Linked DNA regions of Homo sapiens: region 1 is linked to region 2. A link is a loop called in an ENCODE intact Hi-C map of the cell type or tissue named here. Cell type or tissue: B cell. All regions are shown on one strand. Each heading gives the region's core, and the rest is flanking DNA. Links, peaks and the distances in the headings are about the cores only. Region 1 overlaps GNB5 (G protein subunit beta 5). Region 2 holds the start of ARPP19 (cAMP regulated phosphoprotein 19).

Evidence for each region. A loop is a pair of places that touch in the nucleus more often than their neighbours do. Peaks named below come from ENCODE experiments on the same cell type or tissue, not always from the same donor. Only the 100,000 strongest peaks of a DNase experiment are listed, where the experiment ranks them.
Region 1: it touches region 2 in a loop (2.5-fold over the local background); 5 of 110 quality-filtered maps call a loop at or near these places.

Annotation. Positions count from the first base shown.
Region 1 is chr15:52,181,767-52,188,252 of GRCh38, reverse strand. GNB5 (G protein subunit beta 5) reads left to right here. Exons shown (of 13, transcript NM_016194.4): 2 at 3,559-3,702. The coding sequence starts at 3,577. All of the region lies in intron 2 of CERNA1 (competing endogenous lncRNA 1 for miR-4707-5p and miR-4767), which reads right to left. Among named protein-coding and RNA genes, the nearest start is that of CERNA1, 5.0 kb to the right of the region's middle. RefSeq lists an enhancer at 3,679-3,848. In B cell, for the core only: CTCF peaks have their summits at 4,306 and 4,505; a DNase peak (open chromatin) is centred at 4,502; H3K27ac peaks cover 256 bases.
Region 2 is chr15:52,562,086-52,578,601 of GRCh38, reverse strand. ARPP19 (cAMP regulated phosphoprotein 19) reads left to right here and starts at 9,572. Exons shown (of 3, transcript NM_006628.6): 1 at 9,572-9,754. The coding sequence starts at 9,710. RefSeq lists enhancers at 9,043-9,172, 9,226-9,972, 9,973-10,721 and silencers at 9,643-9,702, 9,773-9,872. In B cell, for the core only: no CTCF peak of the experiment used is centred there; a DNase peak (open chromatin) is centred at 9,511; H3K4me3 peaks cover 1,472 bases; H3K27ac peaks cover 2,355 bases.

The sequences.
Region 1 (6,486 bases), core at 3,178-5,677, 390 kb after region 2:
AGCTATGTGATACGACTTAAGGCCCATAGGACTCAAAAATTGGAGTCTCCGTTAAAAAATGGTGTTTTCCAGTAATATGCAATGACGTGAAGATGAAAATGCTATTATATAAAGTAGTATATGGCATATAATTCCAATTTGTTAAAAAGTACACACATATATACTTATAAAGATACTAGAGGAAAACATAAAATGCCAACAGGTCAGTTGTTGGTGTAGGGCATGTGGGCGATTTACTTTCCCCTTTTTGTGTCCTTCTGTTTCCACTTATTTATTTATTTATTTTTAATTTTTAATTTTCTTTGAGATGGAGTCTCACTCTGTCACCCAGGCTGGAGTGCAGTGGCATGATCTCAGCTTACTGCAACATCTGCTTCCCGGCTTCAAGTAATTCTCCTGCCTCAGCCTCCCGAGTAGCTGGGATTACAGGTGCGCACCACAACGCCAGGCTAATTTTTGTATTTTTAGTAGAGATGAGGTTTCCTTATGTTGGCCAGGCTGGTCTCAAATTCCTGGCCTCAAGTGATCCACCCGCCTTGGCCTCCCAAAGTGCTGGGATTACAGGCATGAGCCACCACACCTGGCCCTGTTTCCAGTTATTTATAATGAACATTATCAGCATCTTTTATAATTTGAAAAAATTCAAAATTTAGTTTGAGAAGAAAAACATTGCCTCTATCTAGATATGGAATATCGGCTATCTTTTCAACTTGTCTTTCTCTCCCGTGCCTCCCAGCCATCCTTCTATTCCTCCTCCACTTGGTGCCATAGGTTCCTCTCGCCTTCCATTCCCATAGCTGCTCCTCTGTCCGCAGCTCATTTCCTCTTCTCCAGAACATAGCAATCTCTTAACCTAGTTTGTTTTCCTGCCGTCCCTTCTCTCTCTCTCTCTGACCTACTTCTGGAAGCACAAATGCTGGAATAATCCACGTGGATGACACTGCTCCCTTGCTTAACAGCCTGTGGCTCACCGTCCTAATGCTATTACTGGGAGTGTTCAGCCCAACCTTGTTACTGGCTGCCTTTACAGGGCTGGGGAGTGGGATGCAACAGTTACCAAGCCCCACCATGGGCCAGGCTCTGGAGGGCAGGCCCTTTTTTGTTAACTCACCTTTTGTGACAAAACCATGCAGCTTGACCATGCTAGCTTGGAAATAGGGTTCCAAAGTGTGTATTCATGCTACTTACAGACTCAGCTCTGCCGCTGACCTTGAACTTGTTTAATCCCCCTGCTTTTCCTCAGCTGTAACACAGATGTCCTGCCTCCCTCCCAGGGAGAGGCGAGGGCTGGGCACTCTGTGGCAGTTGGTAGCTGGTTTCCTTGCGAGCTGTTGTCCCTAAGGGATGCCCTGTACACCTTTGTTGCCCAGAGGTCTCGAACTGTGCTGACTGCCCCTTTGCTGTAAGAGCTCAGCCCAACTCATGAGCCCCCATTATCTCTCCAGCCCCAGGGTGGGCTCCACATGGCAGACGTTCCTCATCAGAAATGTCCCCAACTGTCACCTCCCCCATAAATGCATCCCTCTCAGATTTGACTCTGTTGAAATGTTCAGACCAGCGCCCCCAATTATCTTTATGTTCAGGGGTTCATTTCTTTGAATCTTGACGGGGCTCACTCTAGAACACCTACCAAATTGACAGGGCCACACTGGCTGCTCCCTTCCCCCTTAACCGCTTTGTCCTCATCTCCAGCAATGGCAACATAACCCCTCGGTCTCCCAAAGAAATCTAGGCCACAGCACCCACATCTCCCTCTCCTCAACTCCACATGCCAAATCCAGCTCCTTCTCTCTTTCCTAAGCATGGTCCAAGTCCATCCCACTACATTGCTTTGTGGGCCTAAAAGGAAGAGGCTGTAGCACAAACCAAGACTTAAGGAGTTTACTTGAGCCAAAGTGAGGACAGATTCCTGGAAGGCCCAGACCCAAGTAACCTTGGACATTATCTCTGTTTGGCCTTTGTTACAAGCAGTTTTTTTAAAAAGGCAAAAAAGAGGGACCGGGAGTGGGCTGATACAAAGTTGTTAGGAATTCTCATTAGTTTACAGAAATAACATTGATTAGCGACTGGTTATACATTGTTACACTACAGGGTGTGGGTTATAGTGTCCAGTGTGGCATTATTAGGTTATTTTTTAGCTACTTGTGCCAATGGCAAGCAGTTTCAAGAGATGAGGCCAGGTGTGGTGGCTCATGTCTGTAATCCCAGCACTTCGGGAGGCCGAGGTGGGTGGATAACTTGAGGTCAGGAGTTTGAGACCAGCCTGGCCAACATGGTGAAACCCTGCCTCTACTAAAAATACAAAAATTAGCCTGGCATGGTGTCTTATGCCTGTAATCCCAACTACTTGGGAGGCTGAGGCAGGAAAATCGCTTAAACCCAGGAGAACGAGGTTGCAGTGAGCCAAGATTGTGCCACTGCACTCCAGCCTGGGAGACAGAGAGATACTGTCCCAAATAATAATAATAATAATAATAATAATAATAATAATAATAATAAAAAGATGAATACACAGCTCAAAGTGGGGACTAGAACGTTATTGCTGTCTCATTTTCATGATTCTCTGGGCCTGATAATTTAAAAGGGCTTGCATTCCTCAGATAAAAGTTACTTTCTCACCTTTAGTCCATGACTTCCTCGCGTCTTGTCTGAACCGTTGCCATAGGCTCCTCTTATGCTTTCTTTGGCATCCCCAGCCTCACCCTGCCCCTACCCATGTCCCTCCTTCCCAAGGCAGCCACTGTTCCCGCTATTGCTGCCACTCAGGGCAGCATGACCTCGCTGGCACACTCCCTGTATTACCGACCTTGAGCTAAGTGCTTTACGCACTGACTCTTATCATTCTCTTGACAACCCCAGAAGGGTAGATTTTAAGATCTCCACTTGACAGATTAGCAAAACCAAGCTTCAGAGAGGTCAGCTAACTAGCCTCAGTGGTGGGCCGGGACCAGGCAGCCAGAGCCTGTCCCTGTAACCACTAGATGCTTGTGCTGCCTCCCTGCAGCGGCCTGGGCCTGTCTGTTGACTTCCTTGTGAACAGGCAGGGACCCTGGGTCTTTGGCTGTCAAATGTTTAATAAGTGAGTGCTTGCCTTGCACGGAACCCACACCACACTTACTCAGGCCCCTGGCTTTGGTTGGGGTCAGGCTCCATCATTTGCTGACCCTTATCTTTAAAAGTTCACCCTGAGGGGAGGAATGTTTTTAAAAGTTTTAAGTTATAGCATCCATTACAAAAACGTTTTCCATTGTGAAACCCCACAGAATTGATATTGTGCTGCAAGGATCAATCCTGCCTGACGCAGGTCTGCCAGCTGCCAAAAAACTGGTTAAACGTGTTAAGTTCAGAAAACCTATTGTCTGATGCTTTCTCACTGATTAAATGAGTTGTATTGACCCAGCATGTTGTAATAGTTGAAAGGTTATAAATTAACTGCATATACTCTATCCCACATGTAGACGTCTGAATAGCTACCACGGTACAAGCAAGAAGAGATTTTAGAAAGTTAAAACCATTGGCTTTTCTCACACCCCCTCCCTTCTTTTCACTTTTTTTCAGCTTTATCTTGGGTAAAAGATGTGTGATCAGACCTTTCTCGTTAATGTATTTGGCTCATGTGACAAATGTTTCAAACAACGAGCTCTGAGACCAGTTTTCAAGAAGTCTCAACAACTCAGCTACTGTTCAACATGTGCAGAAATTGTAAGTGCCACTTAAAAAAAATTCAGTTATCTGTCTTAAAACAGTCAAGCGAGGGTCCTGTGACAGATGAGATGCCATAGAATCAGCTTATATAACACACACTTTTCAGTATGCCTGGGCTTGGTGAGGCAGTATAGTACAGAGGTTCAGGGTGTGGACTCTGGTGTCTGACTGCCTGGGTCCAAATCCTATTGATGTTCCTAGTTATTGGTGTGCAAGGAGGTTCTCACCTCTCTCCTGAAGCCTGTTTTTCCCATCTGCAAATAGGAATGCTAATAGCACCTACATCATAAGAGTTTTATGATGATCAAATGATTTCATTTGATAACTTATTTTAAATAGTACCCAGCAAGGAAAGTACTCAATGAATGTTTTAGCTTCTATTATTTCTTAGGGCTAATACTTTTTTCTTCTGACTTCTACAAGTCTGCTTGGCAGGCAATCAAGCTAAAAGAGAAGCTGGCAAATAAACAGTCTAGGAGCATCTTTCCAAGGACCGGTCCCAGTGGTGTGTAGGTCCAGCTCTAATGAAGATGGAATCTCACAGGGCCTCAGTAGTGAGCAAAATTCAGCTCAGAAGTACTCCTTGGGCCTAAGCCTTCAACAAAGACTAGGAATGGAATACAAATCCTGGAATTTTTCAAAGTACACAAAATCAAGTCCTCACCAGAGGTGGCTGTGCACAGGCTTCAGATCTTGCAGCAAAAATGCCCACAGCATCACTGAAGCCCTAAGAATTAGTCCTATCTCTGAGAATTTGCAAAGCTGCGCTCAATAGTGCAGCTGAGCAGAGCCCCCACTTGGTGAAAAGTGGTAAAGCACTCCTCCTGAAAAGCCCAGTAGGAAATCCCCACACATTTAAAAAAACAACAACAAAATCCATAATACAACCAAAGAGAGGAAAGATGACTTTTACATTTTATCTAACTGAAAAAGAAAAGGCACTTTTTATCCTCCTGATTCCACTGTAACCCCTGACCATGATTACATTAAAAATTATTCCCTTAAAGCAAATAGCAAGTAAACAGCCCAGGGTGGCATAAAAAGGCTTTGATACAGCATAGCAATTTGGATATGTCTTCAGCCTAGGTGTAGTGGGCTTCTACCTGTAGTATATTTCTACAGTCTACGTTCTAACTTGGCCCTGCAAATTGTAGAACTGAGGACATTTAGTTCTTAAAAATAAACCTGCTTTCTGGGGGCCTTACCCCCCCCCCATTATTTATTAATCTAACTCTTCTGCTTTTTAAACAACTTCCTCTGCAGGTGGAATAAGCCCAAGAATCCCAGATTTTGAGTCCTCTGTGGCACACAGGTTCTCCCTAGCACAGGGGCCATGCCTGGAGATACTTTTCTAGGGAATAGTTGCCAGCTAGCGCTACTATTAGGTTGGGGCAAAAGTAATTGCGGTTTTTGCCATTGCTTTCAATTGAAGCAGTGGCACGATCTCGGCTCACTGCAACCTCTGACTCCAGGGTTCAAGTGATTCTCGTGCCTCAGCCTCCTGAGTAGCTGAGGTTACAGGCACAAACCACTATGCCTGGCTAATTTTTGTATTTTTAGTAGAGAGAGGGTTTCACCATGTTGGCCAGGCTGGTTTTGAACTCCTGACCTCAGGTGATACACTCACCTTGGCCTCCCAAAGTGTTGGGATTACAGGTGTGAACCACTGCGCCCGGCCCACACAATCTTACTTAATTCTCATAACAATTCTCATTGCTTTCAATTGAAAGCAATGGCAAAAACCACAATTACTTTAATACAATCTCTACTCTCTACTTGGGGGTTCCCAAATATTCAGACAGCATCATTCAGCTGAAGAGACATCCAGTGACTGACAGCTGGCCTTTCATCCAACTGTTTGGGATTATGTAGACACAGTCCCCATTGGGCCCTTTTTGTGAATAGGAGTGACCCTTTATCTCAACCACTGTGGAATGTAGCTGACCTCAACTTTTCTGATATCCAGCTTCCTCAGTGGGAGTTAACACCAAAATACAAGAAAGTACTTGGAAAACTGCCTAACCATTAAAAGTCTGATGGCCTCATCTCTAGATAGTTGACTCTCCAGGTTGGAGGCTGTTCGAGGTTTATTTTACACAAAGAACCCCCAGAAGAGGGCACACACCAGTGAGAAGTACCACGTGCCTCAGGTCTTCACAGCCAGGAGGACCTTGAACCACACACACATCCTGCAACGGTCCAAACAGAGCCAGCCTAAGGAGGTGATGAGATGAGGCTGCCTTGCCTGGGCCCCCTGAGATGGCCCTTGTGAGAAGAATCCCCCATGACCCAGTGTCTCATTTAAATTACCTCATGTGAACTGCTCAAGCGTATCAGGCAGCCTCAGTAATAATAACAGATGCATACTGTGTGCCACGCACTGCTCTCTCCGAATGCCATACAGAGTCTGAAGGAGGTGTTGTCCCCCATTCACAGATGAGGAGCCTGAGGCACCACAAGTAAATCCCTCAGGCCACAGAGCAGAGCCAGGATTTGCCCCCAGGCAGTCAGATCTAGATAGAGCCTGTGCTCTTAACCTTTTGCTTTACAAACTCTCAAACAGGTGTAATATTTTTGCTTTTATATATTCTTATCTTATACTTAATAATTGTATTTATATATTTATTCATTTATAAACATGTTTGTTATATGTTTATATTTTTAACATAGTTTATACAGATTTATATATTTTATATATTTTTTATACATCCATTTAATAAACTAGCATTAACTGAGCACCTACCATATGCAAGTACTATGCTAAATATCTAAATACTAAGG
Region 2 (16,516 bases), core at 8,030-10,529:
TCGACGTAATATACTGTCAGGAGGCATGAGGTAAAGATTCAGTTTTTCAAGTCTCTTCCAGGTCCCCTTTTACCCTATTGTTCACTGGTTTTTTGTTTTGTTTTGGCTTTTGTTTTTGTTTTTTGAGATGAGTCTTTCTCTGTCACCCAGGCTGGAGTACAGTGGCGTGATCTTGGCTCACTGCAATCTCCGCCTTGCAGGTTCAGTTGATTCTCCTGCCTCAGCCTCTTGAGTAGCTGGGTGCCTGCCACCATGCCCAGCTAATTTTTGTATTTTTAGTAGAGACAGGATTTCACCATGCTGGCCAGGCTGGTCTCGAACTCCTGACCTCAGGTGATCCGCCCACCTCTGCCTCCCAAAATGCTGGGATTACAGGCGTGAGCCACCGCACCCAGCCCTTTCTTTTTAATTTATTCAAAATTTTCCTGTTCCAACCACTAAGTCTCTAGAGAAGTGGGATCATCCACTTTCTAAGTTCCACTTTCAACACGCAAGTTGTTGAAACTGCTGTTTACAGTTATCTGACCTGTTTATTCAGTTAACAATCTCTGGGCTTTGCTCATAGAAATCACCATTCATCCCAGGATTTTTGGTGTTCAGTATCTCACTTGTTTTCCCTGAGTTGATTTTCCAGTCTCTTCCTCTCATTCAAAATGTATTCTGTTCTTGGTGTTTGCTACACTCAGATGATAAAGGTGAATTTCCTCTCTCAATTGTTTGAGGATTGAATGGAGGGAGACACTACTTCATCTCCTTATTCCTATAAACTCTTGAACTAGGCCAACTAAACCTCAAAAAGAACCCTGTTCTTTTTAAAGCTTTTATACACCTATCAAGTTCCAAATCAAAAAACTATTTTGTGCATGTATGCATCAGAATCACCAGGGGAACTTTGGTTAAACATCACTTCTTGGACCTTGCCCCAAACTTAGTGAGAATCTCTGTCTAAAGGGTCATTCCATGATTCTATTCCCTATGGCTAATAGAATTAATTAAAAATTCCGTTCCTTGGTTGCCCTAGTTACATTTCAAATGCTCAATAGTCATATGTAGCTAGTGGCTACTGTATTGGAGAGCACATATATAGAATAGTTCCATCACACAAGTTGCTATAAGACAGCACTAATCTAGAATACACACATACCTTGGAGATGTTGCAGGTTTGGTTCCAGACCACAACAATGAAGTAAGTCATACACATTTTTTTTTATTTCCAGCGCATATAAAAGTTACATTTGGCCGAGCACCCTGTAATCCCAGCATTTTAGGAGGCTGAAGCAGGTGGATCACCTGAGGTTAGGGGTTCAAGACCAGCCTGACTAACATGGTGAAACCCCGTCTCTACTAAATACAAAAAATTAGGCATGGTGGCACATGCCTGTAATCCCAGGTACTTGGGAGGCTGAGGCAGGAGAATCAACTGAACCCAGCAGGTGGAGGTTGCAGTGAGCTGAGATCATGCCATTGCACTCCAGCCTGGGCAACAAGAGCGAAACTCCCCTCAAAATAATAATTTAAAAAGTTACGTTTATACTATATTATAGCTTAGAAGTGTGTAATAGCATTATGTCTAAAAAGATGTAGACACCCTAAATAAAAAACAGATTATAGGGCTGGGCATGGTGATTCACACCTGTAATCCAAGCACTTTGGGAAGCTGAGACAGGTAAATTACTTGAGGCCAAGATTTCAAGGTTAGTGAGCCAAGCTCACTCCAGCCTCAGTAACAAGTGAGACCCTGTCTCTAAAATAAATAAAAGTAAAAAATAGTTTATTGTCACTTGAGCCCGGGAGTTCAAGGTTACAGTGGGCTATGATGGCACCTCTGAACTCCAGCCTGAGTGACAATGTGACACCTTATCTCTAAAAAAAAAAAATTAATAATCTATTGCTAAAAAATACTAACAATCATCTGAACCCTCAAGGAGTCATAATCTTTTTGCTGGTGGAGGATCTTGCCTGGATGTTGATGGCTGCTGACTGGTCAGGATAGTGGTTGCTGAAGGTTGGAGTGGCTGTGAGAATTTCTTAAAATAAAACATCAATGAAGTTTCTCATCAATTGACTCTTCCTTTCACGCAAGATTTCTCTGTAGCATGCAATGCTGTTTGATAGCATTTTACATACCCACAATAGAACTGGTTTCAAAACTGGAGTCAGTCCTCTCAAATCTTTCCACTGCTTTATGAGCTAAGTTTATGTAATATTTTAAAATATTTTATTGTAGCAATCAATCTGAAAACGAAAGCAATTACATTTACAATAGCTACAAAAAAAGTAAAATACCTAGGAATAAATTTAAGTGAAGAAGTGAAAGACCTCTATGAGGAAATTTATAAAACACTGATGAAAGAAATTGAAGAGAACACACACAAAAATGTAAAGCTATCCCTTGCTCATGGATTGGAACAGTTAATATTGTTAAAATTTCTATACTACACAAATTGTACTACAAAACTATAGTAACCAAAACAGAATAGTACTGGCACAAAAACAGACACATAGACCAAAGGAACAGAATAAAGAACCCAGAAACAAATATACAGCCAACCCATTTTTGACAAAGGTGCCCAGAACATACACTGCAGAAAGGACAGTTTCTCTGGTAAACAGTTCTGGGAAAATGATATCCATATGCAGAAGAATGAAATTAGATCCTTATCTTTCACCATATACAAAAATCAAGTCAAAATGGATTAGAGATTTAAATGTAAGACCTGAAACTACTAAAAAAATACACTGAGTAAATGCTCCAGGACATTGGTCCGGGCAAAGACTTTTTAGGTAACACCTCAACAGGTGTTGCACAGGCAACAGGCCGGGCGCGATGGTTCACGCCTATAATCCCAGCACTTTGGGAGGCCAAGGTGGGTGGATTACCTGAGGTCAGGGGTTCAAGACCAATCTGACCAACATGGTGAAACCCCATCTCTACTGAAAACACAAAAATGAGCCAGGTGTGGTGGTGCCTGCCTGTAATCCCAGCTACCCGGGAGGCTGAGGCAGGAGAATTGCTTGAACTCGGGAGGCGGAGATAGCAGTGAGCCGAGATCGCACCATTGCACTCCAGCCTGGGTGACAGAGCAAGGCTCCATCTCAAAAAGAAAAAAAAAAAAAAAAAAGCACAGGCAACAAAAGCAAAAATAGACAAGTGGGATTACATCAAGCTAAAAATCTTCTGCATAGCAGAGTAAACAAGTGAAGAGAAGAGAAGCTACAAAGAACATTTGCAAACTTCCATCAAACAAGAGATTGAATATATAAGCAACCCAAACAATAGCAAAAAAAAAAAACCCAAATAATCCAATTTTAAAATGCACAAAAGACCTGACTAGACATTTCTCAAAAGAAGACATATGGCTGTGTACAGTGGCTCAGGCCTGTAATCCCAGCACTTTGGGAGGCCGAGGTGGGCAGATCACTTGAGCTCAGAGTTCAAAACCAGCCTGGACACCACAGTGAGACTCTCTCTACAAAAAACTACAAAAATTATCTATGCGTGGTGGCACACACTTGTAATCCCAGCTACTTGGGAGGCTGAGGAGGACTGTTTGAACCTGGGAGGCAGAGGTTGTAGTGAGCCAAGATCACACCACTACACTCCAGCCTGGACAACCAAGTGAGACTCTGTCTCAAAAAAAAAATGTTAATTAAAAAAAAGAAAAGAATTCAGATCCTTGGCCAGGTGCAGTGACTCATGCCTGTAATCTTGGCACTTTGGGAGGACAAGGTAGATGGATCACTTGAGGTCATCAGGAGTTGGAGACCAGCCTGGCCAACATGGTGAAACCCTGTCTAAAAATTAGCCAGGTGTGGTGATGCATCCTGTAATCCCAGCTACTCGGGAGGCTGAGGCACGAGAATCGCTTGAACCCAGGAGGCAGAGGTTGCAGTGAGCCACTGCATTCCAGCCTGGGTTGGCAGAGTGAGACTCTCTCTCAAAAAAAAAGAAAGAAAGGAAATCAGTGTGTCAAAGAGATATCTGCATTCCCATGTTTACTGAAGCACTATTCACAATAGCCAAGATATGGAGTCAACCTAGGTGTCCATCAATGGATGAATAGGTATAGAAAATGTAGTATACATACATAATGGAATATTATTCAGCCATAAAAAAGAATGAAATTCTGTCATTTGCAGCAACTGGATGGAATTTGGGGTCATTATGTTCAGTGAAATAAAAGTCAGAGGAAGTCAAATGTAGCATGTTCTCACTCATATGGGAGCTAAAAAAAGTGGATCTCATGGAGATAGAGAGAGGAATGGTGATTACCAGAAGCTGCGAAGGAAGAGGGGAGAGGAGGATGAAGAGAGGTTGGTAATGAATACAAATGAAGTTTCTGTTGTCATTTCAACAACATTCACAGCATCTTCATCAGGAGTAAATTCCATCTCAAGAAACCAGTTACTTTGCTCATCCATAAGAAGCAACTCTTCATCCATTCAAATTTTATCATGATATTGCAGTAATTCAGTCACATTGTCAGACTCCACTTGTAGTTCTCTTGCTCTTCTTGTCACATCTGCAGTTATTTCCTCCACTGAAGTCTTGAATCCCTCAAAGTCATCCATGAGGGTTGGAATTAACTTCTTCCAAACTTCTGTTAATGTTAATACAATGACCTTCTCCCTTGAATCACAAATGTTCTTAATAGCATCTAGAATGGTGAATCCTTTCCAGAAGGTTTTCAATTTAGTTTTCCCACATCTATAAGACAAATCACTGTATATGACAGCTATAGCTTTACAAAATGTATTTCCCATTAAGACTTGAAGCACTCTGGGAGGTCAAGATAGGCGGATCACCTGAAGTCAGGAGTTCGAAACCAGCCCGGCCAACATGGCAAAACCCCATCTCTACTAAAAATAAAAAAATTAGCCAGCTGTGGTGGTGTGTGCCTGTAAATCCCAGCTACCCAACAGGCTGAGGCAGGAGAATCGCTGGAACCCGAGAGGCAGAGGCTGCAGTGAGCTGAGATTGCACCCACTGCACTCTAGCCTGGGCAACAGAGCAAGACTCCAACTCAAAAAAAAAAAAAGACTTGAAAGTTGAAATTATTCCTTGATCTATGGACTACAAGATGGATGTTGCGTTAGAAAGCATGAAAACAACATTAATCTCCTTGTACACCTCCATCAGGGCTCTTAGGAGACCAAGTGCATTGTCAATGAGCTACAATATTTTGAAAGGATTTTTTTTTTCTGAGCAGTAGGTCTCAATAGTGAGCTTAAAATATTAACTAAACCATGTTGTAAACAGATGTGCTGTCATCCAGGCTTTGTAGTTCCATTTGCAGAGTACAGGTAGAGCAGATTTAGAACCCTAGGATTTTCAGAATAGTAAATGAGCATTGGCTTCAGCTTAAAGACACCAGCCACAATAGCCCCTAAGAAGAGAGTCAGCCTGTCTTTTGAAGCTTCGAAGCCGGGCATTGACTTCCTCTAGTATGAAACTCCTGGATGACATTTTCCAACAGAAGGTCGTTTTGTCCACATTGAAAATCTGTTGCTCATTGTAGCCCCCTTAGTCAATTAGCTTAGCTAGATCTTCTGGATAACTTGCTGCAGCTTCTCCATCAGCACTTTCTACTTTGCCTTATACTTTTATGTTATGAAGATGGCTTCTTTCTTTAAACTTCATGAACTCACCTCTGCTAGCTTCAAACTTTTCTTCTTTAGCTTCCTCACCTCTCTGAGACTTCACAGAATTGAAGACAGCTAAGCCCTTGTTCTGGATTAGGCTTTGGCTTAAAGGAGTGTTGTGGCTGGTTTGCTCTCCTATACAGATCACTAAAACTTGGACCATATCAGCGATAAGACTGTCTCGTTTTCATATCATTCATGTGTTCACAGGAGTAGCACTTTTAATTTCCTTCAATAACTTTCCTTTGCATTCATAACTTGGCTAACTCTTCGTCACAAAAGGCCTAGTTTTTGGCTGTCTCAGCTTTTGACATGCCTTCCTCACGAAGCTTAATCATTTCCAGCTTTTTAAAAATGTTTAATCTATTTATTTGTTTATTTAGAGACCGGGTTATGAGACTGGCTAATTTTTGTATTTTTGGTAGAGACGAAGTTTACCATATTGCCAAGGCTGGTTTCAAACTCCTGGGCTCAAGCAATCCACCAGCCCCAGCCTCTCAAAATGCTGGGATTACAGGCATGAGCCACCGCACCTGGCCATTTCTAGCTTTTGATTTAAAGGAAGAGATATGCAACTCTTCCTTTCACTTGAACACTTAGAGGCCATTGTAGGGTTATAATTTGGCCTAATTTCAATATCGTTGTGTCTCAGGGTATAGGGAAGCCCAAGGAGAGAGAGACAGGGGAATGCTGGTTGGTACAGCAGTCAGAGCATACACATTTATTGGTTAAGTTCACTGTCTTATGTGGGAGTGGTTTGTGGTACTCCCCCAAAATTACAATAGTAATGTCAAAGATAACTGATTACAGATCACTATAATAGATATAATAATAATGAAAACGTTTGAAATATTGCAAGAATTACCCAAATGTTACACACGATCACAAAGTAAGCACATGGTGTTGGAGAAATGGCGCCTATAGAGGCTGGATGCAGGATTGCCACAAACCTTCAATTTGTGAAAAATGCAGTATCTAGAAGTACAATAAAATGAAGCCCCAAAAAACAAGGTATCCCTAGATGGCAGTTTAGACTATGAATGTCCACCGGGCGCAGTGGCTCAAGTCTGTAATCCTAGCACTTTGGGAGGCCGAGGCAGGCCGAGCACTTGAGGCCAGGAGTTTGAGACCAGCCTGGCCAACATAGCAACACCCCGTCTTTACAAATTATTATTATTATTATTTGAAACAGTTTTGCTCTTGTTGCCCAGGCTGGAGTGCAGTGATATGATCTCAGCTCACTACAACCTCCATCTCCTAGGTTTGAGCAATTCTCCTGCCTCAGCCTCCCAAGTAGCTGGGATTACAGGTGCCCACCACCATGCCCAGCTGATTTTTGTATTTTTAGTAGAGATGGTTTTACCACGTTGGCCAGGCTGGTCTCGAACTCCTGACCTCAAGTGATCCACCCGCCTCGGCCTCCCAAAGTGCTGGGATTACAGGTGTGAGCCACCGTGCCAGGCCTACAATTATTAAAAATACAAAAATTAGCCGGGCATGGTGGCATGTGCCTGTGGTCCCAGCTACTTGGGAAGCTGAGGCAGGAGAATCACTTGAACCTAGAAGGCAGATTGCAGTGAGCTGAGATGGTGCCACTGCACCCCAGCCTGGGTGGCAGAGTGACACTTTGTTTCAAAAAAGAAAAAAAACTATGAAGGTGGAAGTTATTTCCTGGAGGCTGTGTAAACATAGAAGAGAAGGAGATCCAAGGACAGAACTGTTAGAATCCTCCCATTAAGAGGCAGGTTAAGATTCAACAGGGAGGTTAAGTAGGAGGAAATCCATGAGACAATAGTATCCTGGAGATCAAGAGAAGGAAGTTTTGACAAACAGGGTGCTGGGGACCAGTGTGCAGTTTTACACATTAAGGTTCATAATGATGCAGAGTGGTGTTAGTTGGGAAAGAATGGCTTTCCAGACAGGTCCTCATTGTGGAGCATTGCCCATGGTGAATTCTCCATTTGACCAAAGTCTGCCCCCAGAAATTCAAACTTCCCCTTCTGCGAGTGTCACTATCAGAAACAGATTCTTTTTATCCAAGGTCACATAGCCAATTTTAAAAAAAAGGCCAGATGTGGTGGCTCGCTCCTATAATCCCAGCACTTTGGGAGGCCGAGGCGGGTGGATCACTTGAGGCCGGGAGTTCGAGACCAGCCTGGACAACACGGCAAAACCCTGTCTCTACTAAAAATACAAAAAATTATCAGGGTGTGGTGGTGGGCAACTGTAATCCCAGCTACTTGGGAGGCAGAGGCAGGAGAATTGCTTGAACCCAGGAAGTGGAGGTTGCAGTGAGCCGAGATTGTGCCATTGCACTCCAGCCTGGGTGACAGAGTTGAGACTCTGTCTCAAAAAGAAAAAGAAAAAAAAGTTTTTTTTCTTTTTGTAGAGACAGAGATTTGCCATGTTGGCCAGGCTGGTCTTGAACTCCTGAGCTCGAGCGATTTGCCCGCCTTGGCCTCCCAAAGTGCTGGGATTACGAGTGAGCCACTGTGCCCAGCCACAGCCAATTTTCTTGAGGCTGAGTTTCATCATTAAGTGTATGTCTATCAGATTTTAACTCAAGTTCACAAATACATTGATATAGGACATATACTAGAACGTCAGTCAATTTATTAATAAAAATACAACTGTTAAATGCTTCAGTGGCCTAACTACTGCACTCTTCTTTCTCTCTGCAGTTCTGCTTAAGGGAAAGGCAAATTTTCAGTATGTTACTTTGTGAGTATAGAAGGAGAACAAATATGTCGTGGATCTTACAGTTTCTCAGCTAGCCCAGCGTGAGACATTCTTAAGGGATATCTTTGTCAAACAGTTGGCCTGTTGAACCCTTTTATTTTCAATACTTCCTTGGCTGACAAATGCCTTCCTTCGTTTCTCCAAAAGGAGTGCAATATTAACTCTTTTTGTTTTTCTAGTTGCAATTCCAGTGCAATTCTTCCTGTCTGAGATTCTACATCCTGGTTGAGTTTCGATGGTTTCCAAATTCCTTATCCAGGCATTTAGGGTCTTTCAATTGTTCCCCTGCCCCCAGAAATGCATTCATTTTCTGTGGCTTTTTACTAGTTTAACTTTTAGAGGGCAATCTTATTTCCAAGTTTCTGAGGGACACTTTGTTGGAACCAACAAACATTGCGAGTAACTATTCAGATATCAAGTAGAATGAGGATTCAGTAAGAAGCCGCAGGACTTGGCAAATAAAAAGGTCATTGGGGGAGCTCAATGCTAGCAGTTTCGGTAAGCTTGTGGGAGTGGACCCCCTGGGAGTGGACAAATGAATCTGAATTCCTTCGTTAGATATCTAGGAAGTGCTGGACCCTCAGAGTAAAATATAAGTAATTACAGACGAGATCCCTGCCCTGGTGCGGCTTATCTGAGAAGGAAAGGTGACCTAAAGTCACGACAATTGTGTAATGATACAGTTCATGTTGTTGAGGAACTGTACAGGGCTGTGACAGCCTTTAAGAGGTGGCTCTGGCCTAGTGTAGAGGTTTAGGAAGGAAAGGTTCTGAGGCAGAGACGTAGGACTGGAGATGTGAAGGCGTGGCAGAGTGGAGCAAGACTTTTGGCGTGCCCAAAAGACAGCCTGTGTGGCTACAGAGCGGAGAGCGAGGAGAACAGAACTAGGCGAGGATGGGTAAGTGGAAAGAGTAAAATAAAGCTCCTAGAACGAGGGGACCAGAGTGGACAGGAAAGGGCGGGGAGGGGCGGTTCCACTTAGAAACTACAATTCCCAGGAAGCACTCGGCAGCCACAAACGGATGTGAGGTGAGGCAGGAGCGGCGACCTTTGAAGGAAAAAAGGAAGTGTTTGGACGACAGCGAGCGGGAGAAGCGGGGTCAAGTAGGTAGGGGTGCGGTGCGGGAGGGGCAGGCGGGCTCCGGCGTGCGAGGGCCTTGGCCAGCGGAGCGTTTCGCGGCTCCGTGTCGTCATAAGGCGGCGGCCATTTTCGCGGGCGGAGGCGGCCCGGCGGGCCCTGGGAGAGCTGGGACGGGCGGCGGCCGGGTGGCCTCGGCCACCCGCTAATTGCATCTTTTCCCGGCGTCTCGTCTGCAGAGGGAGCACTATGTCTGCGGAAGTCCCCGAGGCAGCCTCCGCGGAGGAGCAGAAGGTGAGCGCGCGGGGCGTGAGCCCTGGGCCCTGCCCAAGGCCGGGTCTGGCGGGCGGCCTGCTCCCGCCAGGCGGAGGGCCGCGCCCGAGATGCGGGGCCGAGGCGCATGAGGCCGAGGCTCCTGCGCCCCACCTTTGGCTTCCCGCCGTCGCTGGCTGGTGCGCCGACGAATTGGGAGTTCCAACGTGCCCCGCGTTTACTCCGAATCGTGCCTTTTGTAACACCTCCGTGGGTCGCGGTGTTCCTCAGTCACTTATATTTACGCGAGAGCCCAGGACGCAGGCTTTGGGCGTAGAGCCTAAGTTTTTCTGTAAGCCTCAATTTGGTTAGGAAGTTTTATTTTTTCCTTTGAAGAACTCTCCAACTACTTGTATTGTGAGCGTGCGGTTCACTCCAAAAGCAGTGCCTCGTGTGCGGGCCGCGATGTGGGCCAGGATTGGCATTTCAGGGCCAACCCTTGTAACCATGGTCAGTGAGTAAAGTCCGGCCTTCAGTGTCTTCACCTGTAAAGGCCGAATACTGGTGCTTGCCTCCCACGGCGGGGTGAGGCCTAGAGGAGGTGAGTCAGGTGTAGTGTGCAGCGCAGTCTGTGCTCAAAAAGGTTTCAGTCGATGGGACTCAAATATGGTACTTGACTAAAAATCGAAAGGGTGGAATTTTAAAATTTTACTCACGAAATTAATCAGGGTTTTATTGGAAACAGGAATATTTTGTAAACGCCCTTGTGTCTTCCTGATGTAGGGGAATAGGCCGGGAGTGTCACTGTGGTTCAAATTATGAATATCAAGCCTTTGTATTTATCTAGGCTGGTGTTTGTCTCTCCCACTGTAATTATTTCCACCGCCCTGCCCTCCTAGGCAGGTGTGACTGGCCGAGAAGTGAGAAAGGGCCGAGGTATCTTGTCTCCTAAATTGTTTATCAACAATTTTTCTTACAAATCAGGTTGTGTTGCCGTTAAATACGATTTTGGTCTACTGCTTGACCTTCGTGCGGGTTTCTGCTTAATGTTGCACTTATGTCCTAATTAAGTTGGGAATTGGATTAGTGTTCTAAGCCCATTCCATATGTTCTTAAAACCGTGTTAACTTTTCTTAAGTTGGGTGCTTCTGTTAGGATGTTAAAGTAATTGAAAAACAAGAAAACATATAGCATAGGTAAAAGTCCAAGTTACCACATTATTTGAGAATATCCCGTGAAAATAGATATATTTACGCATTACCAAAAAAATGGATTTTGGGGGCAAAAATACAAATATTAAAGTTTGCAATCTTAACAGTATTATTAAGTATCACCTGCTTATTGTAAAATGCGTATTGTGTTCATTATTGCTTGAAATTTAGGAGCCCCCAAAAATAACAAGTCCCTGTCTGTGGTGGTTTGCCTTAAACACTTACATCAAACTTAGCATTAACTTCTGGTGCACAGTAGTGTGCTATGTAATTTTCTTTGATAAGTTCTGTTAGTATGTTGCCAAAGTATGCAGTATTGACTTCTAGAGTGTAAATACTTTTACTTGGAAAAGCCTAATGTATCTTTTAACAATATTAAGGATAGCTTGAACGTTTTCTCTTATTGATTGTCTACATTAAACATTTAAGGTGCTTTGGTTTTAGCTGCTGTCATTAAAATCAACCAAAGTGTGTTAGGAATATAATGTTCCTTCTTAAATTGAGGATTGGCTGTAAATGCTAAGTGCCTGTGGCGTGGATGGTGTCCCTAACCATGAAGAAAATGTGCACAGTCACTTCTGTGTTCCTGTGGGCCAAATCACCTGTTTCTTCTATTTGGAAGATCAGTTCGATGACCTAAAAAATTAAGTTATTGTCTGTGTACCCAATTGACCTTCCACTTAAAGCCAAAGTATTCAGCTAAAAATACCTTTATAGTTTACTGGTAGGTTGCCTGTTGCCGCTAAAGAATTAAGGTAGATAGCTGGGCCTTGCATGGAGTAAAAGCTAAGTCACTTTCTCTATCTTGAGTGGTGTGTGCACCCTTGGTAAGAGAAGAAAACCAGATAGATTCCTGTCTTGTATTAGGAAACAATATGTACAAACATAAAAAATAAGTATAAACTCTTATCTCTTAACTTGTATACCACTCTAAGACTAAAACAGCCAGGCGTGGTGGCTCTTGCCTATAATTCTGGCACTTTGGGAGGCTGAGGCAGGAGGATTGCTTGAGGCCAGGAGTTTGAGACCAGCCTGGTCAACATAGTAAGATTCTGTCTCTACAAAATAAAATAAAATAAAATAAAAATTAGCCAGGTGTGGTGGCATGTCTGTAGGCCTGTAGTCCCAGCTACTTGGGAGGCTGAGGTGGGAGGATCACTTGAGACCAGGAGTTCGAGGCTACAGTGAGCTACTTTTAAAATATTTTTTAAAAATTTAAAAGGCCTGTGCTGTGGCTCACAGCTGTAATCCCAGCACTTTGGGAGGTCATGGCGAGTGGATCACTTGAAGCCAGGAGTTGAAGACCAGCCTGGCCAACACGGTGAAACCCTGTCTTTACTAAAAGTACAAAAACTAGCCAGGCATGGTGGCCCACACCTATAATCCCAGCTACTCGGGAGACTGAGGCATAAGAATTGCTTGAACCCAGGAGGCAGAGGTTGCAGTGAGCTGAGATCATACCACTGTACTCCTGCCTGGGCAACAGAACAAGATTCTGTGTCAGAAAATAAATAAAATAAAATTTGGCCGGGCACGGTGGCTCACACCTGTAATCCCAGCGCTTTGGGAGGCCGAGGCTGGCGGATCATGAGGTCAGGAGTTCGATACCAGCCTGGCCAATATGGGGAAACCCCCTCTCTACTAAAAAATACAAAAATTATCCGGGTGTGGTGGCACGCACCTGTAGTTCCAGCTACTCAGGAGGCTGAGGCAGGAGAATTGCTTGAACCTGGGAGGCGGAGGGTGCAGTTAGCCGAGATCGTGCCACTGCACTCTAGCCTGGGCAACAGAGTGAGACTGCATCTCAAAAAAATAAAATAAAATTTAAACTAAAACAGATTAAATACAACAAAGCCAGTCTAAATTTTTGATTGTGTGCTTGGTATTTTGCTGAAACTAAATTTCCAATGTATTTGGAATATGGCAGCAATTGTTAAAAGTTGAGGGAGTTTTTGAGTTTGTCAAGTAAACACTCCCCTAGGCCATGTGGTGGCTCAGTTCCCCTTTTAAGAGTAAACTATGAGGTCACTAAGTTTCCAGAGTCATAGATACAATCACATTTTAAGTTCAGCTCCATTCTTTTCTCATTTTCTTGGACAGTTGGAGTAACCTGCTGAGTCTTTGTCAAAGAAAGCTCAGATGCAGAACCCACATAGCACTACTTAGATGCAACGTGGTGATTCAGATTCCCCAGAATATGCTTATATTTGCCTTTGAGATAACCACTGAAGTGAAAACAAAACATTTAAAAGTTTTGAGTACAGATCTCATGAATCTATCAGCAGTAAGCTAAGGCATGTGTACTAGTCCTGGAGGGGAGAAGAGGCAAGTGGAAACTTAAAACAGATAATTCTGGCCCTACAGGGTGGCTCTTGCCTGTAATCCCAGCACTTTGGGAAGCCAAGGTGGGAAGATCGCTTGAGGCCAGGAGTTTGAGACCGGCCTGGGCAACATAGCAAAACCCCGTCTCTAAAATAATAAATCTACACCTGTAGTCCCACCTACTCCAGAGGCTGAGGGGAGGATCACTTGACCTCCAGGAGGTCAAAACCACAGGGACCTTTGATGGCACCACAGTGAGCTTTGATGGCGCCACTGGGTGACTGAGGGAGACCCTGTCTCAAAAAAAAAAAAAAAAAAGATGGTAATTTTAATTGCACTGTGAGCAGCTTATGCTCAGGGACCCTGGTTTATATATCTGTTCTCTCACAGCACTCAACATTGTGCTTGACATTATTTACAAAATGGTTGAATGGATTTTCCTCAGAACTTTTCTGTTAAAACCTTTGCCAAAGTACTATTTCAAAACAAATGACAATGCTAGTACCACAGAGAAGAATAGACCATGGTAAGATGAAAACCTTAGCTTAGACCCACTTAAGAACTCTTGAACGAAACTACAGTGATGTGTGTATATATTTTTTCGTTTGTGTTGTGGCCTTAATTTTTTTTTTAAGATCTCAATAGCAAGTTTTCTAGAGGTTATAAGACTCACCAAACTAATATGTCTTGGAAAGGATACCCACAGGAAAGCTGTCAATGAAATTATTTGTCAGGTAAGAGATACAGGTTGGTGCCTTTATGAGTGGTAGAAGAGGAAAAGAACCTTTATCTGCATTATTTTAATATATCAACCATAAAGAGATATAAATTGTTTTCCCATGCTTCCAGTATTTTAAAAATAGGAGTTCATATTGGTATTTTCAGGAGCTCTTTTGACAACTACTTTTGGTTACCTAAAGGCTGAAGAATGTTTTTGTTATGTTTGAGACAGGGTCTTACTCTGTCGCCCAGGCTGGGGTGCAATGGCACAATGATAGCATATTGCCGCCTTGAACTCCTGGGTTCACCTAGCCTCCCACCTCAGCCTCCAAGTAGCTGGGACTGCAGGTGTGAGCAACCGCCTCATCCATGTTTTCTATTTCTATTCAGAGTGAACACAACATGCTCCCTTGGTCTCTGCAACCATCGATTCCTAACAGCCTAGAGGTAAACCTCAGAAAAGTTTTTAAATGTTTCTCTTAGCCGTCTTAGCAGTTTGCGATACAACAGTTTGTTAGGGTTGCTTCTTTTGTTTGTGCAAGACTTGAATACTTAACTTCTAATCCAGAAGCTGTGTTTACTATAACATAAAATATTAAAGATGAGCTGATGGTGAAATCCTCAAGTGTGAAGAAAGTTTCTTAGCTTTATAGCTTTATGGAAACAAGTACATTGTATTTTTTCATTCAGATGAATGAACTTTTATTGAACATTCATTAAATGCTAGGCACTAGGCAAACAAAGACTTAATAGAATGACAACAGTAATTTTCCATAGAGCTTGATACAGTATTGGTACCTTCCTGGCAGTATCCCAAAGGATTTGTTGGCTTTCATTAATCCTTTCTAGTTATTCGTCAATCAGTGCATCAGTCAACATGTTGCTGAGCAGATAGAGGAGAATTTGCTTAGAGTGGTCAGATTTTTATTGCTGACGTTGCTGTATAACCCTCCTCTGCCGAAGGCTGAAAAGTGGTATCAGTCATTGAGACATAATTCTGCTCAGTGTATAATAGACTACAAAATAATCCTTAGTTATTTGAGTGTCCTTTTTACGTGTATATATTTATAACTTATACCCCACCTATTCACAGAAAGGATTTCTGATGTATTTCAGTGGTACAATTCACAAAAATGCACATGCCGAGACAATAACTATTATTAAAAATACTGTTCTTAAGATTTTTGTTTTTGTTTTTTGGATACATACATCGTATACATGTATCTGTGTGTAAACATGTATCTGTGTTACCATATCCTGGGGTTCCTTTCCCAGCTTGTAGCCAATAGCCAAAAGTTCAGAATTCTGCCTTCTGCGGACCCTATTATCAATTTAGAAGCTACTTACCTAAGTAAATCCATTTACATTACAGCATCTATTTTTAAAATGTAGTAAAATTGCTGTGTAACACAAAGGCTTCTTGGAGAATGAAACTTCAAAACCAGATTTGAATCATAAAAAATACTTCTTCACGGTGGCTCACACCTGTAATCCCAGCACTTTGGGAGGCAGAGGCAGATGGATCACGAGGTCAGGAGTTCAAGACCAGCGTGGGCAAGATGGTGAAACCCTGTCTGTACTAAAAATACAAAAATCAGCCAGGTGCGGTGATGGGCACCTGTAATCCCAGCTACTCGGGAGGCTGAGGCAGGAGAATCACTTGAACCCAGCGTGGGGAGGGGTGGAGGTTGCAGTGAGCCGAGATCGTGCCACCACACTCCAGCCTGGGCGACAGAGTGAGACTCTGTCTCAAAAAAAAAAAAAAAAAAAACTTCTTAAGCTTGCCATATCCACCCCCTTTGTTGGCCCTTTCTATTGTATCTTTTTCATTAATTTCTGCTTTTTATTTCTCCATTTTCTTTGGGCTCCTTTCTTTGTCTAACTTCTTAAATTGGATGCATCGCTCATTGAGATTTAGCTTTCTTCTCTGATATAAGCCCTTGAGAGATACTTGCTATACCTGACAAGTTTTGGTATGTGTAGGGTTTTGTTTGTTTGTTTTTAAAGAAACAGGGTCTCACTCTGTCTCCCAGGGTAGGCTTAAGTGACCCTCCCACCTCAGCCTCCCAAGCAGCCAGGACTATAGGCATATAAGCATCTACCACGACACCTATCTAATTTTTAAATTTTTTTTGTAAAGGCCAAGGTCTTACTGTGTTGCCCGGGTAGGTCTAGAACTCCTATTTTTTTTAAATACTCGTGCTTTCTTTTTTAACCAGGAATTATTTAGAAGTATGTTTTTAATTTCTAAATATTAGAGATTTATAATTTTTTTGTTGTTACTGACTTTAATGAATTGCAGTCATAGATGGTGGTCTGGAAGAAAATAGTTAAGATTTGCTTTATGGCCTAGTATTAGTCAGTTTTTCCATTTGTGCTGTGGAAGACTATGCATTCCCTAATTGTTAGATGTAAAATTAAAATCAAGTATCTTAACTACTTTATCTTTTATAGCTATCAATAATTGAGGAAGCTGTGTTGAATTCCATAGTAGTGGACTTGTCAGTTGCTCCCTATAGTTCTGTCAGTTTTTGCTTTGTATATTTTCATG